2 separate regions of the Homo sapiens genome follow, and region 1 is linked to region 2. Evidence: read pairs that join two places in POLR2A ChIA-PET (ENCODE). Cell type or tissue: MCF 10A. All regions are shown on one strand. Each heading gives the region's core, and the rest is flanking DNA. Links, peaks and the distances in the headings are about the cores only. Region 1 holds the start of SLC2A4RG (SLC2A4 regulator). Region 2 holds the start of DNAJC5 (DnaJ heat shock protein family (Hsp40) member C5).

Region 1 (4,367 bases), core at 232-4,231, 150 kb before region 2:
TCCCTGCCTCCCTGCCCTGAACACTCAAGGACCTGTGCTCCTTCCTCCAGAGTGAGGCCCGTCCCCCGCCCCGCCCCGCCTCACAGCTGACAGCGCCAGTCCCAGGTCCCCGGGCTGCCAGCCCGTGAGGTCCGTGAGGTCCTGGCCGCTCTGACAGCCGCGGCCTCCCCGGGCTCCAGAGAAGGCCCGCGTCTAAATAAAGCGCCAGCGCAGGATGAAAGCGGCCAGCCTCGCAGCCTGCTCTTCTTGAAAGCTGGGCGGGTTGGGGCGGGGGGCTTCTCTGGAAGGCTTGGAGCTGTCCCCTCTGGCCTTGGGGGACTGGCTGCCCCCGGGGCGCCCGGGCCTAGCCGAGGCGGTGCTCCTGCCGGCCAGACTCTCGGTCAGTGCGGGCACGGGGTCCCAGCCACTCCTAGGGGGCAGCGCAGCCGGCAGGGTGGCCGCCCCCGGGTGGGACTTGGACCCTGGACTCCACGGGAGGGCTCCGCCACCCAGCCTGGTGTTACATAAGGGGTGGTGGAGGTGGGCAGTCGAGCGTTAAAGAGTAACCTGCTGCCGGGAAGCCCGCCAAGCAATCGCGGCCCCTTCCCCGGCTCTGGCAGCTCTGCGAGCGCGCCCGTGGGGAACGGGCCCTCCCCGGCGGGGCGCGCGGGCGCGCGAGGTGGGCGGAGGCCTCGGAGCTGTGCCGGGCCGGGCCTCCCTCCCTAGGCCAGCGCGGGAGCGACCCGGAGGGGGCGGGCCCGGGGCGGGGCCTCGAAGCGCTGGCCGGCGGGAGCGCGGCCGGCCGGGCCCGCCCGCCTGCGGTGTGGACGCCGCGCGGCCAATGCGCGCGCCGGGACGGGACGGGACGGGGCGGGGCGGGGCGGGACGAGACGGGGCGGGGCGGGGCGGGCCGGGCAGCCTCCGGGCGGCGCGGCGCGGGCGGCGGCCGGATCCAGGGCGGGGGTCGGCGGCCCGGCCAGCCCGGCCCGGCCCGGGGCCGCGTCCTGAGAGTCAGCCCTCGCCGCTGCAGCCTCGGCGCCCGGCCGGCCGGCCATGGAGCGCCCCCCGCCCCGCGCCGCCGGCCGGGACCCCAGTGCGCTGCGGGCCGAGGCGCCGTGGCTGCGCGCGGAGGGTCCGGGGCCGCGCGCCGCGCCCGTGACGGTGCCCACGCCGCCGCAGGTACCGGGCGCCGGTGGGCGGGGGCGCCGACCAAGTTTCTCTCGCTGCAAAGATGGCGTCAGTGCTGCCCAAACTTCGGGCCCCCGGGGGCGGGGCAGCGGGGAGGGCGGCCGCGTCGGTCCGCGCGTGTCCGTGGGTCCCGCCGGGGCTGCGCCGGGCGGCCGGGGAGCCCTTCCCGCCGCGCCGGGCTGGGGGCGGGGCCGGGGGCGGGGCCGCGCCGTCCACACCGGCCGCAGCCGGTTTTCGAGGCGGGCGCCGAGCGGATCCGCGGCGGAGGTTGAGGGACCCCCCTCCCCCGGCCACCGCCTCCGCTGAGTCTGCCCCCTCCCCATCCGCAGGGCTCTTCCGTGGGCGGCGGCTTCGCGGGCTTGGAGTTCGCGCGGCCGCAGGAGTCGGAGCCGCGGGCCTCGGACCTGGGGGCCCCCCGGACGTGGACGGGGGCGGCGGCGGGGCCCCGGACTCCGTCGGCGCACATCCCCGTCCCAGCGCAGAGGTGAGCGGGAGGCCCGGTGCCTCGGGACTCGGTGTGCGCAGGGGCGGTGGGTGGGGTGCGGAGACACCGGCCCCGACGGAGGCCAGGTCAGGGCCCCAGGTTTGTAATTACCAGCCACCCCCAAGCTCTTCAGCCCTGGAGGAGCTGAGCAGAAATGATCGATGACTGGGAGTCCCTACACCTCCCTCCACCGCAGTTCCTCGGGGCTAGAGCTCAGAACCCGGAGCGGGTGGCTGTGCGTCTCTGTGCAGAAGAGGCTGCGCGGTCGGCATGGGGCGACTGTCCAGGAATCCCTGGGGCTCCTGACCGCCACCTCCCAACCCCTGCCAGGCCGGACACCTCGGTCTGGCTGCCAGGGCAGGGGCGGGCCCTGGCCTGGCTCGCTGGGGCCTGGGGAGCTGCCCGTGCTTCCAGCCCAGTCTCCCCCTGGCTGCTGCCGGCTGCTGGCCACTCCCACCTCCCAGGCCTGGCGTGAGGCCCACAGCTGCTGTTGCACAACCCTGGTTAATGTGTGATGGGGGGAGGCCTGGGCCTGGCCCGCCCCTCTGCCAGGGCTTCAGACCCCTGCCCAGCCCCAGTATCTGAAGGAACCACAGTGGAGCCAAGCCCGCGATGTGGAGAACTCAGGCTTCAGGAGACCCTGGCCCTGCTCCTGGCGGCTCCGGGTGGCTTTCAGCTCTCTCTGCAACCTGAGCTGGGGGAGGAGCCAGGCCTCATGCCCAGGGCTGGGAGTGGGGAGCCTGGTGTGCACGCGTGCCCAGGCCTGCACGTGGACCGACCAGGGGAGGGGCCCAGAGCTCTGGCTGGGTCACCCGCACCCCGCCCCCATCTCCTCCAGAGCCACCCCAGGAAAAGCCCGGCTGGACGAGGTCATGGCTGCCGCTGCCCTTACAAGCCTGTCCACCAGCCCTCTCCTTCTGGGGGCCCCGGTTGCAGCCTTCAGCCCAGGTAAGACTCAGATGTCTGCATTTAGGGGTGTGGGTGGGGACAGGGCTCAGAACCTACAGCCACCCAGCCTCTGTGGGGCAAGCAGAGCCCTCAAACCTGGGACTCCTTTCTAAAATGGACTCCCGCACCCTCAGTGCCCCCTACTGAGGCCAAAGCGGCAGGACCCAGGCCTTCTGGCCTCCCTGACCTGCTCACCTCCACGCGGCTGGCCACACACGTCTGCCAACCCTTTCCTGTGCCGGGGGGGTTTCTCCCCAAGCCCTGGGGCCAGCTCCTCCAAGACGCTCTGCCCACCAGTCTCACCGGACTTGGTGAACAGGGGCAGCTCAGGATTAGGGACTCCCTGGACCCACCCGAAGTTCTAAGGCGGGGGGCCCGTGTCCCCACAGAGCCTGGCCTGGAGCCCTGGAAGGAGGCCCTGGTGCGGCCCCCAGGCAGCTACAGCAGCAGCAGCAACAGTGGAGACTGGGGATGGGACCTGGCCAGTGACCAGTCCTCTCCGTCCACCCCGTCACCCCCACTGCCCCCCGAGGCAGCCCACTTTCTGTTTGGGGAGCCCACCCTGAGAAAAAGGAAGGTGAGCTTGGGGGCGGCCCCCAGGGAGGGGCGGGTGTGGCGGCTGAGCCTGACCCTGGCCCCTGTTGCTGCAGAGCCCGGCCCAGGTCATGTTCCAGTGTCTGTGGAAGAGCTGCGGGAAGGTGCTGAGCACGGCGTCGGCGATGCAGAGACACATCCGCCTGGTGCACCTGGGGTGCGGCGGGGCCTGGGGTGCGGCGGGGCCTGCGGGTTGGCTGGGGTTGTGAGGCCCGGCCAGGCCACCCCTTCAGCTCCCACTGGCTGGCTGTGTCTCCCGCAGGAGGCAGGCAGAGCCTGAGCAGAGTGATGGTGAGGAGGACTTCTACTACACAGAGCTGGATGTTGGTGTGGACACGCTGACCGACGGGCTGTCCAGCCTGACTCCAGTGTCCCCCACGGCCTCCATGCCGCCTGCCTTCCCCCGCCTGGAGCTGCCAGAGCTGCTGGAGCCCCCAGCCCTGCCTAGTCCCCTGCGGCCGCCTGCCCCGCCCCTGCCCCCGCCCCCTGTCCTGAGCACCGTTGCTAACCCCCAGTCCTGTCACAGTGACCGTGTCTACCAGGTGGGTGAGGCCACGGGTGGCAGCTGGGGCGGGTCTCAGGGCTCTCTGGAGGGGAGTGAAGCCCTGGCTGTGTCTCCCTGTAGGGCTGCCTGACGCCCGCCCGCCTGGAGCCGCAGCCCACGGAGGTCGGAGCCTGCCCACCCGCCTTGTCCTCCAGGATCGGAGTCACCCTGAGGTGCGTGTGGGCTGAGGGCCTGCGGCTGGCACCAGGTGGGGAGGGTCCTGGTCTCACAGCACCCCATGTCCTGTGACCCCCCGCACAGGAAGCCCCGCGGCGACGCGAAGAAGTGCCGGAAGGTGTATGGCATGGAGCGCCGGGACCTCTGGTGCACAGCCTGCCGCTGGAAGAAAGCCTGCCAGCGGTTCCTGGACTAAGTCCGGCTCGTTCAAGAACATAAGCTACCACCTTCTCCCTCCCCACCCCCTCCAGGCCCGGGGCTGAAACAGCCCGAGGACAGCCCCAGGGGCTGGCTTTCACCAGCTGCAGGGTCTGCTTTTACTTGGGGTGGGGGGGCGGGGCTGACCCTGAACCCTCCCCCCCGCCAGGTCGGGGAGGGGTCCCACCACTCAAAGTGCCTCTAAAGAAACCAGCTTTTTGCACTAAAGCCAAACCACACCGCTGTCCCCTTAGC
Region 2 (4,367 bases), core at 256-4,255:
AACTGTAGCCACTGTCAACTTTCCTGTCTTCTTTTTTTTTTTTGAGACAGGGTCTCACTCTGTCGCTCAGGCTGGAGTGCAGTGGTGCAATCTCAGCTCACTGCAACCTCCACCTCCTGGGCTCAAGCGATGCTCCTGCCTCAGCCTCGCGAGCAGATGGGATTTACAGGGGCATGCCACCACGCCCAGCTAATTTTTGTATTTTTAGTAGAGACAGGGTTTTGCCATGTTGGCCAGGCTGGTCTTGAACGCCTGACCTCAGGTGATCCGCCCACCCCGGCCTCCCAAAGTGCTGGGATTACAGGTGTGAGCCACTGTGCCCGGGCGTACCTTCCTGTCTTATTTTCTCCAAGCAGGCTGGAATGTTCATGGATAGATATATGTGTGATAATATACTTTTTACATATCATGCATCGTGCTCATTTTAGTTTCAGGAGTTCTTTGCTCCTGTGTAGCCTTTCTACACATTATCTTTCTTTTTTTCTTCTTTTTAAATAAGAGATGGGGTCTTGCTCTGTCACCCAGGCAGGAATGCAGTGGCACAATCATGGCTCACTACAGCCTTGACTTCCCACCCGATCCAGCCTCCTGAGTAGCTGGGACTACAGGGGCATGCATGCCACTGTGGCCGGGCCAATTAAAAAAATTTTTTTTTATAGAGATGGTGGTCTCACTATGTTGTCCAGGCAGGTCTCAAACTCCTGGGCTCCAGTGATCTTCCTGCCTTGGTCTACCAAAGTGCTGAGATTCCAGGCGTGAGCCATGGGTCCCGTTGTATACATTTCAGTAACTATATTATTCCATTTGAGTGCTCACTTGTGCAGTTGGGCAGGTTTCCATTCTCGCTATTAAAAATAGTGCCTTCATGAATATTTCAGTGCATATACCTTTTTCTGTATTTAGGAATATTTTCTTTGGAAGAATGTCCCTAAAGTGGAACTGCTAGGTCTCAGAGGGACTCACTTAAGGCTGGTTCATTCATTCTTGCAGCTCCCAGCACAAGTGGAATATAGCTTCAATCTGAGATCGGTACCAGGCCCATTTCATTCTCTCATCCCTCCAATTCTGGCCTGAAATATTTCATTCTCTTGGAATCTATAGTTGTAGATATGAACCTGGCCTTTCTGCTTCTTGGGTTCCATAGGCCTTTTCTTGCTGCCTGCTTGATGTTGCGCAGCTTAATGACTGCTAGGAGGCTTCCCAAGCTCTGACACTTCCAGGCTGTGAGACTGGAACAAGCTTGGCAATTCAAGACCGGCATTATGGCAGTGAGTTATGAGGGCAGAGGAAGGAGGCCAGAGCGTGTTGAGAGAGAATTTGGGTTTCACGCAGTGTGTCACGGGAAGCCTTGGATGCTACTGGGTTTGTTTTAAAAAGATGACCGCACTGAACTCAGGTAAACGGGCAAGGGTGGAAGCGAGGAGGCAGGAGCACCGGCCGCAGAGGTCTGGGAGCTTCTAGGATGGGAAGTGGCCCAGGCAGCCTACGCGGGGCAGGCCGTCAGTGAGTGGCGGAGCGCCTGCAGTTACAGGGACAGGGAAGGGTGGCCGACGGGATGGGCAAGGGCAGAGGGAGGTGGAGTGGACGTTCGTGGTCCTGCCTCTCCACGCTGCTGTTTGGAGATGATTCCGGGAGGGTGGGAGGGCGCTGGCGACGGCATTTCAGTGGTTGGACAGGAAGGAAGGAAGGACGTCCCATCTCGGCGCTCCAGGGTTGAGCAAATGTCAGTCCCAGGACGGTGGCTCCGGGTGGGGGCGGGGGCGACGGTCCGCAGCCGTCTCCCACCAGCTCCCTGTTCAGTTCTTTGATGAGAACGATTACGTTTTCTCAGTCTTACTTAAAGCGCTGAGTAAACTCACCTGCAAGACCAGCAAGCCCTGCGCTTCTCTTTCTGCGCGGTTCCCCGCAGCACATGGCGTGTCCACCCGGGACCCACCTGCGGCCACCTGAAGACTGGGAGGACTGGCTCCGCCCCCGCGCTTCGTCCCCGCCCACTCATGGGCGGAGCCTCCACAGGGCGCCTCGGCCCCGGGCTGTCACTCGGGACTCCGCCCCTTCATGGACGGAGCCTCCGCTCGGCTCTCTGAGCGCATGCGCAGCCGGTCCCACCCGCGGCTCCGACACGCCGGAGCCCACGTCCTTCCGGGAGCGCGCGCGCCGGTGCGGGTGCGTGCGTGAGCGTGCTCGTCTCCGCTGCCGCTGCCGCTGCCGCTGCCGGTGCCGCACCCGCGCCCTCTGCCGCCGCCGCCGCCGCCGCCCGGGGTCTCCAGGCTGAGGAGTGCGTCGGCCGCTGCCCAGCAGCGCCGCGAATCGGGGAGCGGAGCCGCGGAGCCGGCGGGAGGGCGGGCGGGCGGGCGGACGGGCAGGTGAGCTCGCTGCGGGTCGGGCGGGCGGATCGGCCCACGTCAGGCCCGGGCAGGCGGGCGGGCGGGCGCGGGTGGGGGGCGGGGGCGGCACTCCAGAGCCGGAAATGGCGGCGACCCCCGGGCCGGGGCTGCGCGGGCGCTCGGGGCCGGAGCTGCTGCGACGCCGCGGCCTGGGCCGGGGCGGGGGCGCGGGAAGGTCGGCGCCGGGGCCTGCGGGAGCCGGGCCGGGCCGGGCCGGGGGTCTGAGCACCGTGGTGGGGGCTGGGGCGGCGCTCTCCGCGGGTCTCTTCGGGCCCGGACGCCCCCTCCGCTCCCCCAGGTCCCCGCGGCCGCCCCCAACCCCCCGGGGTCTCCTCTCCTGCGGGGGGACTGGAGAAGCTGGGCCATCGCTGGTCTTAGGGAGGCAGATAATTTAGTCCCTGGGTCGTTGTGTTTATAGCTCGGGGAATTGAAAATTGTTCTGTAACGCATCGTAAATTAATCTTTCCGACGTTGTAAATTCCAAAAAGCATTTGGTTTGTTAGAAAAAACCTGTTTTCTCCGCTTTATAAAAACATTTGAAGCCATGCTTTATATTGAACTCTTAAGGAGAGTATTAGGAACTCGTCCGTTCAGGTTCTAACTTGTTGGTGTTAAGTGTCTGGATTAAAGACTCTCTTTTTCGTGTGCCGAAGCCATGATTTCTCAAATTCATTCAGTTGTGTCATACAGGAAAAGGAAGCAAAAATTTCAGCTTTATTTTTGTTTTCCGGCTTAGGCTTGGTTGGGAAGATTTGATGGTGGTTAGACACGTCTGCCCTTATTTGCCTGTTTAGAAAAACCTATTCTAATGACAAAAACAGTTACATTGCTCCCACTATTGTCATGGTTACCTGAAGGCAAAAGTTTACTCAAAGCTTCTGAGATTTTATGTTCGTTTATTTGCTTCTCTTTTTAAAAAAATGTCAGCTGAGTTTCAGGAATGAGTAGTCTGTCAAACAAGAGATGAAATTAGAAGCCTGGATCTAAGGGCTTTGGGGAAGTTTCGGTTGAGTTCCCCTTTCACTTGTGTCGGTGCTGTAGGACTCGGGGTGGCTCCAGCTGGCGTCTGGCCCAGCAGAGAGCTGTAGGGGCCCGCTCTGGTTGCTGGCTGTGTGGACTCTGAGGGACACCCCTGGCGAGGGTGTTAATGAGCCTGCAGCGTCTGAGTCCACCCACCCTCAGACTGGCCCCTGACTCACTCTGCACCTGCCATATCAGCCTCCTTGCTAGTTCTGAACAGAGCCACATGCTCTGTCCTTGGATCTTCCTGGAATGCCTGGTTCCTTAACCCCCTAGCCTGGCGACTGCCTGCCTGCCTTGCCACCCAGTTCCCTTCCTCGCTTAATTTTCCCACAGCGCTGAATCCTCCTAGTGTCCTGCTTAATGCATTTATCATACTTAATATTTTACTGTGAGTTAGTAAGGTCCGTGGAGAGAATGTTTTGTGAAAAAAACAGTTGCTGGCACATGATCGGGGCCCAGTAAATATTTGTTCAGTGAATGAACGTGAGGAGCTTAGCAGCAGCTGTGCGTGGTGCTGGCCTTGTCACCCGGAAGTCCTTGTCGGTGAGGACTGAGCATGTAGAGGTAAGGGTTCCTGGAGTGTTGGCCCTCAGGACAGAGAGCCACCATCTCTCACCTGCCCAATGAGGAAAGACAGCCAGGTAAGGGGTGGCTTGGAAGGGTGCATGGGACCCTTGTAAATCTTTTCGCAACTTTGAATCTATAATTATTTTGAAGTTAAAACGTTTCTAAAAAGTCAGATCTGTTGGGGGCACAGTGGCTCATGCCTGTAATCTCAGCACTTTAGGAGGCTGAGGCGGACGGATCACTTGGAGTCAGGAGTTCGAGACTAGCCTGGCCAACATGGTGAAACCCCATCTCTACTAAAAATACAAAATTAGCTGGGTGTGGTGGCGTGTGCCTGTAATCCCAGCTACTAGGGAGGCTGAGGCAGGAGAATCACTTGAACCCAGGAGG

Evidence for each region. ChIA-PET counts read pairs that join two places held together with the same protein. Peaks named below come from ENCODE experiments on the same cell type or tissue, not always from the same donor. Only the 100,000 strongest peaks of a DNase experiment are listed, where the experiment ranks them.
Region 1: POLR2A ChIA-PET joins it to region 2 with 33 read pairs; 6 of 35 experiments call an interaction of 5 or more read pairs at or near these places.

The regions. Positions count from the first base shown.
Region 1 is chr20:63,738,881-63,743,247 of GRCh38, forward strand. SLC2A4RG (SLC2A4 regulator) reads left to right here and starts at 896. Exons shown (of 8, transcript NM_020062.4): 1 at 896-1,158; 2 at 1,497-1,651; 3 at 2,490-2,599; 4 at 2,989-3,176; 5 at 3,250-3,350; 6 at 3,456-3,735; 7 at 3,819-3,910; 8 at 3,999-4,367. The coding sequence starts at 1,033. The coding sequence ends at 4,110. It overlaps LIME1 (Lck interacting transmembrane adaptor 1), which reads left to right. Exons shown (of 6, transcript NM_017806.4): 6 at 1-223. The coding sequence ends at 20. RefSeq lists silencers at 404-903, 1,154-1,303, 1,314-2,013. In MCF 10A, for the core only: no CTCF peak of the experiment used is centred there; DNase peaks (open chromatin) are centred at 781 and 2,111.
Region 2 is chr20:63,892,958-63,897,324 of GRCh38, forward strand. It overlaps DNAJC5 (DnaJ heat shock protein family (Hsp40) member C5), which reads left to right and starts at 2,169. Exons shown (of 5, transcript NM_025219.3): 1 at 2,169-2,366. RefSeq lists enhancers at 1,382-1,551, 1,484-2,011, a cis regulatory region at 1,467 and a silencer at 2,011-2,250. In MCF 10A, for the core only: no CTCF peak of the experiment used is centred there; a DNase peak (open chromatin) is centred at 2,074.